Regions from separate parts of the Homo sapiens genome. Here region 1 is linked to region 2. A link is an interaction called in ENCODE POLR2A ChIA-PET data of the cell type or tissue named here. Cell type or tissue: MCF 10A. All regions are shown on one strand. Each heading gives the region's core, and the rest is flanking DNA. Links, peaks and the distances in the headings are about the cores only. Region 1 has its middle 400 kb from the start of QKI. Region 2 has its middle 230 kb from the start of QKI.

Region 1 (8,822 bases), core at 475-8,474, 170 kb before region 2:
ATCTTAAAATCAAAACTATTAGAACGTTTTTATACATTTCTCTCCATCCAAATACAGTGGATAAAACAGAAATGTATATCACAATTCATAACCATTTCTGATAGAAAAAGGAGAAAGAATAATTATAAGAAAACCAAGAAACTCAAATTAAAACAATAATGAGATAATCTTTTCACCCAACAGAGTGAAAAAAATTAAAATGTCAGTAATACCCATTGCTCATGCAGATGTGGGGAAATGAGCACTTTCATGCACTTTTGACAGAAGCATAAATTAGCCCAATATTTTTTGGAGTCAGTTTGGAGACAGCTGTTGAAGCAATTAGATAGACAATTCCATTTGAAATTTATTCTGCAAAAATAGGCACAATAACCAGTCAAAATGAATGTATATGCATGTTCATTGCCTCATCTTTTGTAAGACAGTAATGAAGTAAATCATTTTACATCTACATAAAGAAATACTCTTTAAACATACTGACATAGAAAAATGCCTGTATTTTAAATGGAAAAAAGCAAATGGATGATATAGTGGATGCATAAGATTCTAATTTTATTATACATATTTACATTTGCCTGCGCCTATGTAAGATTTTACAGAGGGGAGAAGGGATTGGAAAGGTGCACATCTATTAACTGCAGCTGTCTTTGGGTGGTGAGAAGGAGAGGGGAGTCTTCCTTTTCACTTTGTATATTTCAGTGTGGTTAACATTTGTATAATGAGAAACGTCAATTTTAAAGATTAACAATAGCAACTGAAGATAAATATTAGAAATCTGCACAGGACAGAACAAAAATAGTAGAACACAGAGCACTACACATGAGCATTCTCAGTGCTGGTGGGGTGCGGAGAAACAGCCACCGCCATGCACTGATGTGGGAAGTTAACCCAGGAAATTTGGGAGAACAACCTTGGAAATACTGTGTTAATGTCTCTGAAGTGTATATGCCCTTAGCTGCACTAAAGACACTTCTAGGAACCTGTGCTCACGGTCCAATCAAAGATGTACAGAAGAGCATCCTCACTGCCACATTTTCATTGTGGCAATGAGCATCCTTTTCTGCAAATCTTTGGACTCTGAATATAGGTTCCTAGAAGTGTATTTAGTGCAGGAAAATGAGGATGCTCATTTTCACTATTACTTATAATAGTGAAAATTTTCAAGAAACATATCATTTAATATTAGATCAATGGTTTTATAACTCACATTTAAATAGACCATGGCATGTCAGGCGGCATCAATATCATGTTTCTGGAGATTACTGAATAACATGGGACATGTTTACAATATGTGCTAAGCATAAAATCAAGATGCAAATTTCTTCACATTGCATAATCCCTGTTTTACTCACAAATAAATGTATATTCATCCATTAAAAGTAACATTTGAAGAAACTCATCTAAAAATTGACAGTGATTACCTCTTCATAGCAAAATTAGAATTTAATTTATTCTTTTTATAATTCTATTTTTTCCTAAATGTTCTTCAGTGGGTATGCCTTTGTTTTATAATCAGAATATCTGAATGGGAAAAAATATTAAATTAGTGACATGGTTTGGCTGTGTCCCCACCCAAACCCCAACTTGAATTCTATCTCCTAGAATTCCCATGTGTTGTGGGAGGGACCCAAAGACAGGTAATTGAATCATGGGGGGCTGGTGTTTCCTGTGCTATTCTCGTGATAGTGAGTAAGTCTCACGAGATCTGAAGGGTTTATTGCTTCCTCCTCATTTTTCTCTTGCCCCCATCATGTAAGAAGTGCCTTTCACCTCCCGCCATGATTCTGAGGCCTCTCCAGCCATGTGGAACTGTAAGTCCAATTAAACCTCTTTTTCTTTCCAGTCTCAGGTATGTCTTTATCAGCAGCATGAAAATGGACTAATACGATTAGTACACCTATTTGTCTCAGAGCTCATAGGATTTTGTACTTTTGCTCAACTTTAAAAGCCTCTGAAGGTAACTCAACTAAAGTAGAAATTGCCTCCATAAAACAGGTACATTGTGAACATTCATTACTGTCCACTTTTTACACATTCCCAGTCATCAATGTTAAGATGCATGAATTTCCAGGGGTACCTGGGAAATATATGAGCCCAGGCTCAGGGCAGCATCTGTCAGTACAACAGAAGGTCATTCCACAGCAGAAATTGAAATGGATGTTATTTGCTCTAACAAACGCTGATTGCATTCCAGACCTATAAATCACATGCACACATGTGGAACTGATGGGCCCAGACAGTGGCAAGCCAACGTCTGTATAAATGGCACCTTGTCCATCTTTATCCTAAGCTCCTAAACCAGGTCTAGTTCCAGCAAAAGTTGATCACTCCAGATATAATCCATACCAACTCACACCCAACTTGTCCTAAACCATGTGAGCTTCATCTATTGCCAGGTGTCCTATAGATGTCTTAGACACTTCAAATGGTTGGAAAATGCTCACAGAACTGCCTCCACCTAGGTTAAACCCCAGAGCAACAAATTTAAATCAGCTGAGGCCAGTCTACAACCGCCCCCCCTCCCCGCCCCAGAAGAGAAGCTGGCTGAGCTGTCAGGGTGCCAGAATTGCAGTCTTGTTCATCTCTGAACTCATACTTGGAAGCTCAGTAAGAGGCATACTATTAGTTCATATTAGAAACAGTTACTGAATGCCAAATAGTAAGCTAAGCCCTTGATGTTTGTCATATAATTTTATCATTATAACAGCCCTATGAGACAGAAAACTCCTATTATCCCCATTTTAGAGATGAGGACCTAGGACTCCGAGAGGTTAAGAAACATGTCCAAGGTCACACAGCTCACAGATGATGGAGCTGGAATTTGAATCCAAGTGGTCTGTTTCCTAGTCCCCACATGTACCTGCTAGGATGTATACCAACCACATGGACTTTCAATGCCAGTGTCGTAGGACTATGTGACTTGGATGTATATACTGTGTGTTTCCAAGCACTTGTACACAGTGAGACTTCAACAAATATCAGCCACTGTTATTAAACCTCCAAGACAAGGCATCAGAAAGAAGGAACAACAAAGATTTCTAGGGATTTCTGGCACTGTCCATTTCTCAGTTCTACTATCCACCTTGTGCAAGGTGAACCACTTCCCCAAGCGGGAACCACCAGTCTTTGCATTTCTTCAAGCACTGATGGCTGCTGGAGAAGGAGGCAGCACAGAGAGCCTGGGGAAGGTTCATGGGTGACACTGTGTGACTTGGGCGGAGAGCAGCCTCTCTGTGCTGGGTGAGTGGGATAATGATTCCTGCCCTTATTGTCTTCACATGCTAATCAGAATTAATTGGGGAAATCATTGTGAACTCTAGGTCCTCTTAGATTAGTGCTTAATTATAATACATCATTTGCTGAGAATAAGTACTTGGACCCTGGAGATGAATCCTCTCTCCTTATCCCTTCAATAAGGATTCAGTTCCAGACTTATGCTCTATCATTTCTTCTCAAAATACAAGAAAAATAACAAATCGTTATTTTATCCCTCTCTTTCATTTTTAATCAAACAGATTAAATAGAAAGATAAAGAGCCATTTTAAAATCATGAACTTTTTTTAAGCATCATAAGATTGTTCATTCCATAGAATCAATGGTGTACGGTCTGCTCATATATCTTGAAGTTACATTACATTCTGGTATTTTCTATCACCATCATTTAGTGTTTTAGTTGTAAACATGCTACATAACACAGAGGCCACTCACTGTCAAAGGGTCATATGCGACAGGACAAATGGCCACTGGCCTGTCCCCACCCCTTCCACTTAAATGTTGGAAGGAATGTGGGGGACCTGCGGAAGTGGGGGACCACATTCCTTACATGTTGAATGTTTCCAAAGAGCCCTCTCCTCATTGCCTCTGCAGTGACTGCCAGTATTCTCATCCGCAGGGTTCAACACAGCCAGACTCATACCGAATGCAAAAAGCTACCCCTAACAAAACACCAGAACTTTGCATCAGGAAATTCAGTCATGCTTCGCTTGGCTGATCTCAAATATCTGAGCGTGTGTACTAGTCTTCTGTCACTGATGGTCTGTCTAGAAAGGGCTTCTGTGGTTCCTTCCTCTCCCTCTTGCCAGCTCCCCCACACCAATATTTCTTTAAATCAAAGGAAACTATTATCTTGTAAAGGTTTTAACATGCATATGTCCTTAGAACCTCTAAACTGTTATAAAAATCATACGATTAGTCACTTGGCACATGCCCAGACCTAAGCTCAGGAGGCATTGCAGACCGTTCCATGCCTCAGGCACAGCCTGAAGAGCATCTCTGGCCTCTGCAGTCACCCCAGGCCCTGCTGCTGAGACCTTGACCCCTCCAAGTCCCTCCACGCAGCGGGCTGGCCACTCTTCCAGGAAGCTGCTGCAGGACAGACTCCAGCAGACTACTCAGGATTCAAGGATGCGTGAAGGTTAGAGCATTAATATACATCCACATCCTTCAGATGCAAGAGTAATGATGAAATAATCGTCCCCGGATAACGGGATGAGTCAGAGGAGGTTCCAGGAATAGACTCCAGATTTCCATCTCGTATCACCATTCAACATCACCACTAGGAGACTTCTACGAGGGCAAAGTGACCTCACACGTGTTCTGAGCCCAAAAATATTTGTCTCGAATGCTTTTCCAACTCCTCTCAAGCTATAATAAACTGAACTTTAAATCAGTTGTTCAAATTTGACAACAGAAAAATCAGTGATAAAATTCTACTTATCATGTGTTTATGAATTTCTAATTTTTCTTGGGGCTTCGAGACATAAACCCAGAGTATAAAAAGCTGTCCCTTCTGGCCAGGTTGGTGAGCACAGCAGAGGCCAGCTAGAAAGTTTCACATCCTGTTGGCAAATCGGCAAGAGCTACTGAAGATCTGCCACTGTTATACTTGACATGGAAGACAAGGAAAGTCCCTGAGGGCTGGAAATAGACAGAGTACTCACAGGAAAAGGGAGGGAAGTTAGGTAGCAAGGAAGGAAGGAAGAGAGGGTAGAAAGAAAACAGAAAAGAAGAAAGAGAAGAAAGAGAAAGTGGTGGGGAAGGGAGGAAAGTGGGGGCGGAGAACTACCTTGGTAACTGCAGACCAGTCAATGAAAGTTTTTTGGGTTTTTTTTGGGGGGTGGGGGGTTGTGTGTTTTTTGTTGTTGTTGTTGTTTGTTTTTTGAGATGGAGTCTCGCTTTGTTGCCCAAGCCAGAGTGTAGTGGTGCGATCTCAGCTCACTGCAACCTCTGCCTCCCGAGTCCCAACAATTCTCCAGCCTCAGCCTCCCGAGTAGCTGGATTACAGTTGTGAGCCACCACACCTGGCTTATTTTTGTATTTTTAGTAGAGACAGCGTTTCATCATGTTGGCCAGGCTGGTCTCAACTCCTGACCTCAAGCAATCTTCCCACCTTGGCCTCCAAAAGTGCTGGGATTACAGGCATGAGCCACCTCACCCGGCCCCGTCAATGAAAGTCTGATGCTCAGAATTTATTCCAAATAAGAGTTCCTTTGTAAATGCAAGTAACAAAGTCCTGACAGATGCATTCTAGCTTCTTCTTTGACAATGACAGGCCTCAGAGAGACTGGTTAAGCAAGGGGCACAATCTACCCATGCTTCAGTAAGGATGTTAATTTTGGAAGCAAAAGGGAAAGGCAATTTTAAGGCACAATTAAGCCTCCTGTAAAACCATAGGGATACTGCAAGTAATGACATTCAGTGGAGTGAAGGAAGGAAGGCAACTGATCACTCTCACCACGAACTCTTATCTGAATGGATGGTAGCCACCATGCTTACAGAAGACAATAAGCTCGCCACATCTTAGAACACAGAAATAATCCAAAGGGACCTTGATAAACATGATAAATCAGCTCTAAAACCATGATGGAATTTCATCCTGACTGTATTAGTCCATTTTTGCATTGCTATAAAGAAATATCTAAGACTGGGTAATTTATAAAGAAGAGAGGTTTAATTGGCTCGTGATTCTGCAGGCTGTACAGGAAGCATAGTGGCTTCTGCGTCTGGGGAGGCCTCATGAGCTTTTACTCATGACAGAAGGCAAAGGGGGAACAGGTGTCTTACATGGCAGGAGTAGGAGAAAGAGTTGGGGAGGAGCTGCTTCCCTTTTCAACAACCAGATCTCACAAGAACTCACCATCACAACCAAGGGCGAAATTTCCCAGGATCCAAACACCTCCCACCAGGCCCCACCTCCAACACTGGGGATTACAGTTCAACATGAAATTTGGGTGGGGACATCAATAAAAACATGTCAGTGATATGTCACTGACACAAGTCAGTGTACAAAGAAACATTCTAGAGTGCTGCATCTAACTAATCAGCAACTAGTTCTGACTGACAAGGAAAGATGACAAATGCAGTGTCTTTAATTGAAAACACATAAAATGAAACAAAATCATAAAATGTTGCCAGGAACAGGTCCAAGATGGTCTTCTTAGAAGTCACTGGCTCATCAACACTTATAAGAAAATAAATCGGTGCTTCAAAAGTGCTTGTGCGTGTTCTGAGGACTTCGTTCACTTGAAATTAAGCATTCCCCTTGAAGTTTGTTTTGTCAAATTGATTTCCTAACAAACTGCATTGTTATAGATAACACAATGATAAACGTCAGACAAGCCCCAGTGAATTATTACACATTAATGTAATATAAATCAATGAATCTTCCTAACATAGGATGAGAATATGTTAGCCTTTCCCAAAAGTGTGTTCTACTGAAACTCTAGTACTAAGAAATCCCATGAAAAAGGGTTGCAAAGACAAATGCAGTAACAAAAACAATAATAACAATATAAATAACAACACACACACACACTCATTACTATATGCCAAGCACTCTGTGTTAGTCAGGGTTCTCCAGAGAGAAAGGACCAATAGGATATATTTAGAGGATATATATAAGAGGGGATTTATTGTGGGGAATTGGCCCACATGATTGTGGAGGCAGAGAAGTCCCACCATATCCCAACTGCAAGCTGGAGAACCAGGAAGTCAGTGGTATAACTCAGCCAAGTGGAATGCCTGGCCCGTTTTATCCAGGCCATTTGCAATGTGTGATGCCCTTCACATTGAAGAGGGTGGTCTTTATTCAGTCTACTGATTCAAATGCTGATCTCTTTTGGAAACATCCTTGCAGACCCACCTAGAAATCATGTTTTACCAGCTATGTGGGCAACCCTTAGCCCACTCAAGTTGACACATAAAATCAACCATCACACACCATTTTAAGAACCAATTATATTCAGAGAAAACAAACTTCACAAAATTCTATCTCCCTTTTATCCACACAAGATACATAACATTTTAGACTCTGAAAGGTCCTACAGCAAAGGAACCTATCTGATATACCCTAAAGTAATATAACTCTATTTCAGCAAAACATCTGAGGTATACTCATTTTTCCATTCCACAAATATTTATTGAATGGCTTTTTTTTTTTTTGCCAAGGACTGAACTAAGCAAATATTAAAAAGACAGAGAAAAAATAATAAGAGAACTAAAGATTCAAGACACAACACTAAAAGAATAAACCAATAAAACATATAATGCAGTCTTATTTCTGTAAGAAACTGGAGGCTACAGCAGAAATATGCCTGGCAAAGATGGCAAGGTCATGTACTGCTAGGGGCAGCCGGGCTCCATGTAGCAGCTGCAGTCTACCAAGCTTATCTGCAGGCAAGCTGAAGAATTCTGAGAACTACTATTCCTCAAAGTAAAATTTATTTCAATTAATTATGTTTAAATAAAGACCCTAAATAATGTACCTCTGCATCAAATACAAAGAAAATTTGCTCAGCTATTAGAAAAATGCTTGTCTAAATGATTAAATGCAAACACAGGCCACCAAGAGAAGTTATAAGTCCTTGAAATCTGCACTAATAGGATTTATTGCCATCTTTACGATTCAGCTGGCTAGCATTGCTTGAGGCAGGGGCTTGAACTAGCATAGCTCTGGGACTCCATCCCAAACCTTTAACTATGACTGTGAGGACTGCAGAATAATACAAAAAAGTGTGTGTGTGTGTGTGTGTGTGTGTGTGTGTGTGTGTATAGATATGTGGGAAGAAAATGGCCTGAAAAGATCAGCCTAATATTAAATGTCAAAGTCATGGGGCAACTCCTTGCTTTTATTCAGGAATGCAGAGAATAGGAAAATAAAATGTAGACTTGAATTACCATAATGGCTTTGTTTGTTTATGTGTTGGGTAAAATTTGCACACTTTATTGTATCTATTACCCCCAATTACAGCAATTTCCATTTCCCCAAGGCAGTAATGGAGAAAGTTTAATGTACAATAGGAACCCAAATGTCAGAATCCCCATTCTCTTAAATGGTGTTAAAGCCCTTTGTCCTTTTTCTCATTTAAAATTCTTTCTCTTGCTTAAATTCCAAGAATTAAGGACAACCAACCAGGTTGATCCTCTGGTTTAAATACCATGTTCTGGATTCTACTCTGCTCTTGAGATTTAACTCTGAGCACCTCAGTAATGAGGTGGTGATAAATACACATGAGAAAGCCATGACAGCAAATGTGTCGCTCCACATCCTCATAAATGCCTGCCCTAGTGCAAGACACATTAGATCAACTGCTCTAGGGTTTCAGCTTTGGAGGAAAGCAGACTGTTGAGTAGAGCACGGACAGCATTGCCTGCCGGCACAACAGCACACAAAACAACAAATCACTCGGGTTGCGTGTGTGTGTGTGTGTGTGAGACGCACACAGACATGGACACATGCATATACACACCGTCATCATATAAATTCTTATACTAGCTTTAAAAACTGGGACTAACCATTTCTTTGAGTCCCAAACCTCCTTACT
Region 2 (8,822 bases), core at 475-8,474:
GTGTGTCACTCCTGCTACAGTGCTGTGCACACAGTCAGCACTCAGATATATTCACTTAAACGAATTGAATTAGCCCTGGGGGTTGACACCACACTGATGGAGTTGGGAACAGAGACTCGGTCCTCACTACAGCCAACGGACATCACAGCCTGACCTGTCATTGCACTTGCAGAGATGGTGGGGTTCAGGTGGAGTTCTAGGCAGAGTCTAGATTGCACATCTTGCTGAGCTTGGAGCCAGTAACCTGAGGCAAGTCATTTCATCTCTTCGGGCTTTAGCTGCTCTTTAGTGGAGTGGAGATGATGCCCACACGACACCCTGAACAGCCTTGCTGCAGAGCCACCAGAAGTCAGCTGATCTGCCAAGCATCCATCACACAGGAGATGTTCCATGGACAATTGTTAAATTAACAAGGAGCGAGGCAAGGCTCTGAGGCTGGGCCACCCAGAGCCATCCAGAGCTGTCAACACTACTGGGAACACCCAGGGTGCCCAGCCCACAGGCAGGTGTCCTTGGTGATGTCCTCACAAGGACAGATCCTCATTCTTTCACACACACAGGGTCATGGTAGGAATCAGACGGTACAGGGTGTTCCTGGCCAGCATGCGGGGCTCAGGATTCTGCCAGGATGCCGGACACCGAGTGCTGGTGGGGCTGAACGCACACCTTCCAGCCTCCAAGGAGTTTGTTCAAAGGCTCCAAAGCCCGTGGCTTATCCCCGTCTGCATAAATAGCTCCGTTCTCTGTGTGTGCCCCGACAAGAAAAAAGTTGGGAAGGCCAGGCGCAGTGCCTCCCGCCTGTAATCCCAGCACTTTGGGAGGCCGAGGCAGGCAAATCACTTGAGGTCAGGAGTTCAAGACCAGCTTGGCCAACACAGTGAAACCCCATCTCTACTAAATATACAAAAGTTAGCTGGGTGCAGTGGCATGTGCCTGTAATCCCAGCTACTCGGGAGGCTGAGGCAGGAGAATCACTTGAACCCAGGAGGCGGAGGTTGCCATGAGCCAAGATCGCACCACTGCACTCCAGCCTGGGCAACAGAGAGAGACTCTGTCTCAAAAAAAAAAAAAAAAAAAGTTGGGAAGTGCTATCCTTTTTCAGCAGAAGAAAGCTTTTTTGTCCCCCCCTCCGAAGCCCAGTTCACACAACAGTTAAAGTGGAGTGTGTCTGGTTGTGGGGAGGAGAAGAGCAGACACCAGCACAGCATAAGAGCAAATATGCCCAGCCACTGCCTGGCGAGGGCCCTAAGGCACCTCTGCAGAACGCTGCAGGCTCCGTTCAGAAACACGGCAACATTATGGCCCTGAGGGTAACTATATCCACCACTATACATCCATGAAATCAGGTTAAATTGAATATGAAGTATAGCGTTAAAACAGAAAAAAAAAATTGATTCGCAGCCAGAGATGGGACGAGAGGAAACAGTGATCTCCGTTTTAGTACAGAATACAAGGCAGCCATCCTCAAACTTGGAGAGAATATGGGGACCCCCGGGAAGCTTGCACATCCCTGGGTCTTGAGTGGAGTCAGGAAGCCACATTCCACGGGGGATCCCAGGAGACGCAATGGAGCCCTTGTGCAGACCCCTCTCACAGGGGTGCTGACAAGGCTGGTCACACAAGACTCCCTGGCTGGTGTGGCAGCTGAACCCAGACAGCCTCAAGTGCTGAGCCTCCTAGGCCACCTTTCATTTGCTGTGCAATTTGTATGGACAAAAATGGGAGCCCCACTCTGCCTACGTCCGCAGTTGTCCTCAGACTGTAGTGTGCATCAGAACCACCTGGAGTGTTTGCTGAACCACGGATCGCTGGACCCCGGCCCTACGGTGTGTGACCCAGGAGGTCTGAGATGCAGCCCCCTCAGGGGAAGAAAGTTGAACTAACGTGTCTAACAAGTCCCGTATTCCCAGGCAATATGATGCTGCTGGTTCAGGACCACACTTAAAGCCACAGCCCTAGACCAGGGTTTCTCAACTTCAGCACGGCTAAGATTTGGGGCCACTGTAGGAGGGACTGTCCTGCATTGCAGGAGGTTTAGCGGCATCTCTGGCTTCTACCCACCAGAAGCCAGTGAGATCTCCCACTTGTAACCACCAAAAGTGTCTCCAGATGTTGCCAAATCCCTCCCCACCACTTGAAAGCAACCAGTCTAGGGCAAATCCAGAGACCTTCCTAATGCTGCCAAGGCGGTCTGAGGTTCCTGCAGCGGGTTTATGTCCTTCTGTCACCTTTTACTACAAAGTCCTACTCTCTGTTCACTTTCATCCCCACCTGCTGCGTGCTTCCTGTGGCTGACCTCCTGTCCCTGCCTCGATTTAACCACCCAAGCATCAAAACAGTTCCCCTTCATTCCCTTAAAGAAGTTTCCTCCCAAACATGCTCCGTCATAAGAATTAGAAACACAGACTCCTAGGCCTCTCTCTGGACAACTCTGATTCAAAAGGCTGGAGTAGGGCCCAAAATATGCATGCCTAAAAAGTGTCCCGGGCAACAGTGATATCATAGAAGTCTGGACAACTCTGCCTTAAAAGTTCCTTTAAACACAAATGCACAAACACATCACAGGGATCTTGTTAAACTCCAGACTTCAATTCAGTCGGTGGGGGTGGAGCCTTAGATTCTGCATTTCTGAGAAGCTCTCTGGAAGGCCAGCTTGCTGTAGGTCCATAGATCACACCCTGAGTGGCAAGATCCTAAAGAACTCAGTGAGGCTAGTGAATAGACCTGATCTTTAGTAAATGCTGGGGATAATGGTGGAGGTCAGAGTTGGGGATCACAGGAAAAACAGCAGCACAGTTCAGGAAAACTTCGCATTGAACATCTGACGCCACTCTTTCTGGGGATTCATTGGCCCTTTCCAGCCTCAGGAAGTTTCTTACCATGTGGATTCCAGGTCTGCCACCATCTTACTATAGAGTGTACCCCTGGTCCTTTCACCTTTCTCCCCATCATCCACGGTCCTATCTCTGCCCTCCAGCTACCATCCAACAACAAAACTCCCCTTGCTTTATTATACAGGGCAACTTCACTTTCACGTTGCCTTACTACTTTTTGAATTCTGCTTTTGAATCCGAACTAGCTTAAGGAGGAGTCTTGAACTTGTCAATGGAAGGGTCTCATCAAAGTGCTTCCCTAAAGCAAAGTCCAACTTTCTTCCCATGAGGAACACTTTGATCTCTGGTGAAGGGTTGTGAATGTGGGCTCGGCATCACATCGGCCTGGTCAGAAATGCAGTGAACCAGAAAGTCTGGGGTGGAGCCCAGCAACCTGTGTTCAGCAAGTCTGCCGGTGACTCCGATGCCCGCGCAGGTTTGAGAACCGCAGCTCTGGACCATAGCCAGCTTCTACAATGGCTTCCTCTCCCATCTACTTCATAAGCGTCAGTTCTTTTTAACACCAGCCAATAAAGCTACAGCTTCTTAGTTTTGCTGCCTGGCTCCCAACAGCTAGTGAGCTTTAAGCCATTTGAACAGCTCTGCAGGTTACCTCCTTCCTTACTGAATACAATATAAATTTACAAACACAGGCAAATCTGGAAGCAAAAGTTGTCCTTTTGATTTATACCTATAATGACATTCGTGCCCAAATTATTTATGGAATATGATAATGCTCCATCAGTTGTAGGCACTTTGAGGTGAGCCCATATAGATAACTGCTCTCCTTCCCGAAAATAAAATATGTCAAAACAGAATCATGCAGTATTTCTTAAGACTGCAACAACGATGTGATTTGCCAATGTCATGCTTTCAGGGCATGAGTAATGTGCTCATTATTCATCATCTACAATCCAACCTGGAATCCGTGAAGGCAAACGAGGTGAGAGTCTGTATCTAAACATGCCAAACACACCGGGTCTTTCTTTTTGAGTTGTTTAGACGTGATCACCCACACACACTGATTGTTTCGTGTTTGACGTTAATTACTGCATTGAATCACCTCAGTGCTCCGAGCCCCGGCTGCAGAAATACAGCAGAGGTTGATTTTGAATTGACTGTGCTTGAAATAAGCTCAGCACACTTAGGAACAAAGGGAAAAAAAAGATAAAAAATATCATCTAGAGATCTCAGGAGAACCTAACAAGATGTAAACCCACTCATATTTGGGTTCCCACGTTAGCATGTACCAGCTCTGACACGGTAATCCTACCAAACTAATTTCCCCATGAAGCCGGGTTGGCATGAAAGGTGAGCATGGATCTGGTGAACACGTTCTCTGTGACCACTCTCGATGGCAGGTAGTCCCTTCCTGTCGCTTGAAGCATGACTTCCGAGTACAGGGCGCTGATAGGTTATTTTCCCTGGTTCTCTTCATTTGCTCCAGTTTTTCTCTTTCAACTCTGTGGAGTCAAGAAGTAAATTCTGTAGAACCAAAGTACAGAGAAAATACTTTCTGCCTTTCCCCCATTTTATCTGGAGAAGGTCAGCTCCAGACCCTCAACCTTGAAGTCAGAGAAGCAGGCTGACCTTGAACCATCAAAGTGGCCAGAGTGAGGAGAACATCAGAGGCCACTAGGTCATATGGGAGTGTAGGTCCTTCTGAGGTCTGTCATGAGAAAGGTAGGAAATAAAATGCAACCTGTAGTGACACCTGCCATGGTCTGAATGTGCCCCCTCAAAGTATATGTTATGTTGGAATTTAAACCCCAATGTGATAATTTTTTTTTTTTTTTTGAGATGGAGTCTCGCTCTGTTGCCAGGCTGGAGTACAGTGGCACAATCTCAGCTCACTGCAACCTCCGCCTCCCAGGTTCAAGTGATTCTCGTGCCTCAGCCTCCCGAGTAGCTGGGATTACAGGCATGTGCCACCACACCCAGTTAATTTTTATATTTTTAGTAGAGACAGGGTTTCACCATGTTGGCCAGGATGGTCTCGATCTCCTGACCTCGTGATCTGCCCACCTCAGCCTCCCAAAGTGCTGGGATTACAGGTGTGAGCCACTGCGCCTGTGAGAAATAGTTAATCTCTCATGCCCAATGTGATAGTTTTAAGAGATGAAGGCATTAGGGGGTGGTACGGTCTCTAGGGCTCTATCCTTATGACTGGGATTAGTGCCTTACAAAGGGGCTTGTGGGGCCTCACCAGGCTCTTTGTCCCTTCTGTCTTCTGCCCCTCATCAGACACTGAATGCCAGCACCTTGATCTTGGACTTCCCAGCCTCCTGAACTGTAAGAAACAAAATTCTGTTCTTTATTAATTACCCAGTCTAAGGTATTTTGTTACAGGAGTGAATAAGCTGGGATAGAGCCTTCAGTAATTTCCTGAGACCAAATTACACAGAGATACTATGGGTGGCAAGACTGGAGATGGTCCACAAGAGTCTGCCCACTGGTGTACACACCCTGCAGTGCCCTCCCTTGGAGTGTGAGGGGGGCCACTGTGAGTAGGACACCCATCTACTGTCTTTGGTAATCAGGAGATTATTCCACATGAGCCTGACCCGATCAGAGGGGACTCTGAAGAAGGTGAGGTCACAGATCCTGGCCTGGAACAAAGCAAACATCCATGCTGTGAGCTGCCTATGGGGTCACCTTGCAAGGAACCACAGGGAGTCTCAATGGGTTGAGAGCAAGCCCCAGCCAACAGCCAACAGGAAATGAATTCCACCAGCGAAAACCGAGCTTAGAAGTGAACCCTGAGTGTCCATGGAGACCCAGCTCTAGCCAACTTCATTTCAGCCTGCTGAGCCCCTAGGCAGTGGCCCCAGGTATCCCACAACCCAGCCTCCTGACCCACACGAACTAGGAAGCAGTAAGTGCACGTTTTTCTAAGCTGCTAAGTGTGTGGTGATATGGTACACAGCAACAGAAAACTAATATAGATGCATGAAATTATTCAGAAGAATTTTTTTTTTTTTTTTGAGGTGGAGTCCCGCTGTGTAGCCCAGGCTGGAGCACAGTGGTGCGATCTCGGCTCACTGCAAGCTCCTCCTCCCGGGTTCACGCCATTCTCCTGCCTCAGCCTCCCGAGTAGCTGGGACTACAGGCGCCCGCCACCACGTCTGGCTAATTTTTTTTGTATTTTTAGTAGAGACGGGGTTTCACCGTGTTAGCCAGGATGGTCTCGATCTCCTGACCTCGTGATCCGCCCACCTTGGCCTCCTAAAGTGCTGGGATTACAGGCGTGAGCCACCACGCAGGCCCAGAAGAATGTTAATAAGGGGTTATTTACTTAATGGGAGCACATCTTTTTTTTTAAAGGAAAACAGGCCTGGCGCGATGGCTCACGCTGGTAATCCCAGCACTTTGGGAGGCCGAGGCGGGCAGATCACGGGGTCAGGAGATCAAGACCATCCTGGCTAGCACGGTGAAACCTTGTCTCTACTAAAAATGCAGAAAATTGGTTGGGCGTGGTGGCGGGCGCCTATGGTCCCGGCTGCTTGGGAGGCTGAGGCAGGAGAATGGCGTGAACCTGGGAGGCGGAGCTTGCAGTGAGCCGAGATCGTGCCACTGCACTCCAGCCTGGGCTACAGAGCGAAACTCCGTCTCAGAAAAAAAAAAAAAGGAAAACAACGTGGACCTACTTTGATCAGCTGAGTCAGCCAGAAAAGTCATTGCAAATTCTCCACCTGGAAATTGACAGACCAGCGGAGTTTTTCCCGAGCCCACTCACCATTCACTCCAGCCAAAAACACGTACTGAGCGGTCCCCCGCATTTCTGGCTTTCTCTGCATGTCTCTGCTTCCCCCATTCTCACTGGTGCCAAGTTTAGAACGGAGTCACATTGCAGGACTACTTTTCTATCTTCTCTTCTCCTCTTGAGAGTGGATCTCTGTTCCACCTGCCCCGTGTGACCCCCATCTCCAGTTAGTTCAGGCACCCTCCAGAGACGTCACACCAGCATTAACGAATGCTGAGCTGGGGCTTTGGGGTCCCCTCCCCGTTTTCCTTGCTCTCTGGTTGGCCCCACTGGGATGCCTGCTCATGAGGCCCTTCCTGCCCACTTAGCCTCCTTTGGGCGATGAAAAAAGAGCTTCCACCACAACATCACCAGACCTGCCCTGAGTCAGAACCTCTGGGGTCCTCAATGCACTGAAATCGTGTGTCGTTCAGATGTCCCAGGGTGTCCAAACACTCGCATCAGCTCTGTGTGTAACCGAGGCATTTACATTGCAGCAAATCCACTGTGAGCCTCTCCAAAGTCCTTCAGACATTTTTGCAAACCCGGCGCCCCTCCCAAAGTGGTGCTCAGCTCGGTCTTTCCCGCTCCCTCCCTAACCCCCAGCTGCTGCCAATTCCTCATGTGAAAACTGCTGCTACCTCGGCCCCTCAGGTTTCCCTTTTTGCACCAAAGCAGTTCTCAAAGACTCACACAGCCCCACCATCAACCCACTGCCCAAGGAACACTCCCTCCATGAGAAGGATTCTCGCTCCCGGTGCTGGGACAGTAAGTTCCCTCAGCACTTAGGAGAACGCTGTGTTCTTCCTGAGTAGTACAAGACACATCCCAACAGATCTTACCGCGACTTTAGTAAAGCAGCCTGGTTCCGTTGCATTTGCTGCACCACAAATGACCCCAAAACTCAGTGACTTAAACACAGTTTATGGCTGTTTGCACTTCTGTGGGTCGGCGGGTGGGTGGTTCCTCAGCTGCTCTCACCTGGGCTCGCTCCTGCAGCTGCATCGAGCTGGACTATTGGCTGGGAAGGACTGAGTGGGCCTCACCAGCATGCCTGGCTGTGGGTGCTAGGTCCTGGCTGGGTGCCTCAGGTTCCCTTCATGCGGCCTCTCACCCTCCCGCAGGTGGGCCTAGTGCTCTCCGTGGCGCTCTCAGGGCAGCCTTCCAAGAGAGTGAGACAGAGGCTGCAGGCCTGTGAAAGCCGAGGGAATATCACTCTCTCCACGTCTTGTTGGTGGAAGCATATCTTCACAAGGTTCGCTCGGATTCAAGGGGGCCCTGAGGGTGGTTTCTGTGGGAAGAACAATAAAGTCTCAAAACTGAGAAGAGTTTTGCAATCTACCAACTGGCGTTTTTATTTTTACTTCATTCTCTTGTGTGTTCATGTAAGCATTCTTTCTATTCTCTCTCTCTCTCTCTCTCTCTCTCCACCCCCCTCCTTTTCTCTGACTCTCTCTCTCTCTCTTAAAAACCAGACATGAGGCCGGGCGCAGTCGTTCACACCTGTAATCCCAGCACTTTGGGAGGCCGAGGAGGGCGGATCACGAGGTCAGGAGATCGAGACCATCCTGGCTAACATGGTGAAACCCCGTCTCTACTAAAAATACAAAAAAATTACCTGGGCGTGGTGGCGAGCGCCTGTACTCCCAGCTACTCGGGAGGCTGAGGCAGGAGAATGGCATAAACACTGGAGGCGGAGGTTGCAGTGAGCCGAGATCGCGCCACTGCACTCCAGCCTGCGCGACAGAGCGAGACTCCACCTCAAAAAAAAATAATAATAATAAAAAATTCAGACATGAGCCCACAAAATTCTGGACGGGGAGACAAATCCAAGCAGTAAGTGCCATGATGTCCTGAGGGCCTCTCTTCCTCTTTTATTTGGCCCGCTCGTGTCTTCCTGACTCTTTAGCATCAGTTCTTCTCTAAGAGAGTACCCAGTCCCTAAAACACTGGTTCCCACACGGGCCTGACCGGACCCAGCATGTCTGAGTCCAAGGCCCGGGGCCTGCTTGTCTCACTCCTGGGCCACCTCTCCGCCGCTGTCACGAAGTTTCTTCACGGCAGCCCTGTGAAGAGGCCATGCCAGCCAAGGCCCCGTCTGGTCTCCTCCTCCCCGAACCCTGAGTCGCCTAGGGGTGCCGTGTGTGACAGATGATGGACGATCGGGGGAGTGGGGTTGGTCAGGCCTCGAAGGGCAGGGAGGGGGC

The links. ChIA-PET counts read pairs that join two places held together with the same protein. Peaks named below come from ENCODE experiments on the same cell type or tissue, not always from the same donor. Only the 100,000 strongest peaks of a DNase experiment are listed, where the experiment ranks them.
Region 1: POLR2A ChIA-PET joins it to region 2 with 5 read pairs; 1 of 35 experiments calls an interaction of 5 or more read pairs at or near these places.

What each region holds. Positions count from the first base shown.
Region 1 is chr6:163,810,329-163,819,150 of GRCh38, reverse strand. No RefSeq gene overlaps it. Among named protein-coding and RNA genes, the nearest start is that of QKI, 400 kb to the right of the region's middle. RefSeq lists an enhancer at 4,072-4,121. In MCF 10A, for the core only: no CTCF peak of the experiment used is centred there; DNase peaks (open chromatin) are centred at 4,230 and 4,490.
Region 2 is chr6:163,640,767-163,649,588 of GRCh38, reverse strand. No RefSeq gene overlaps it. Among named protein-coding and RNA genes, the nearest start is that of QKI, 230 kb to the right of the region's middle. In MCF 10A, for the core only: no CTCF peak of the experiment used is centred there; a DNase peak (open chromatin) is centred at 3,778.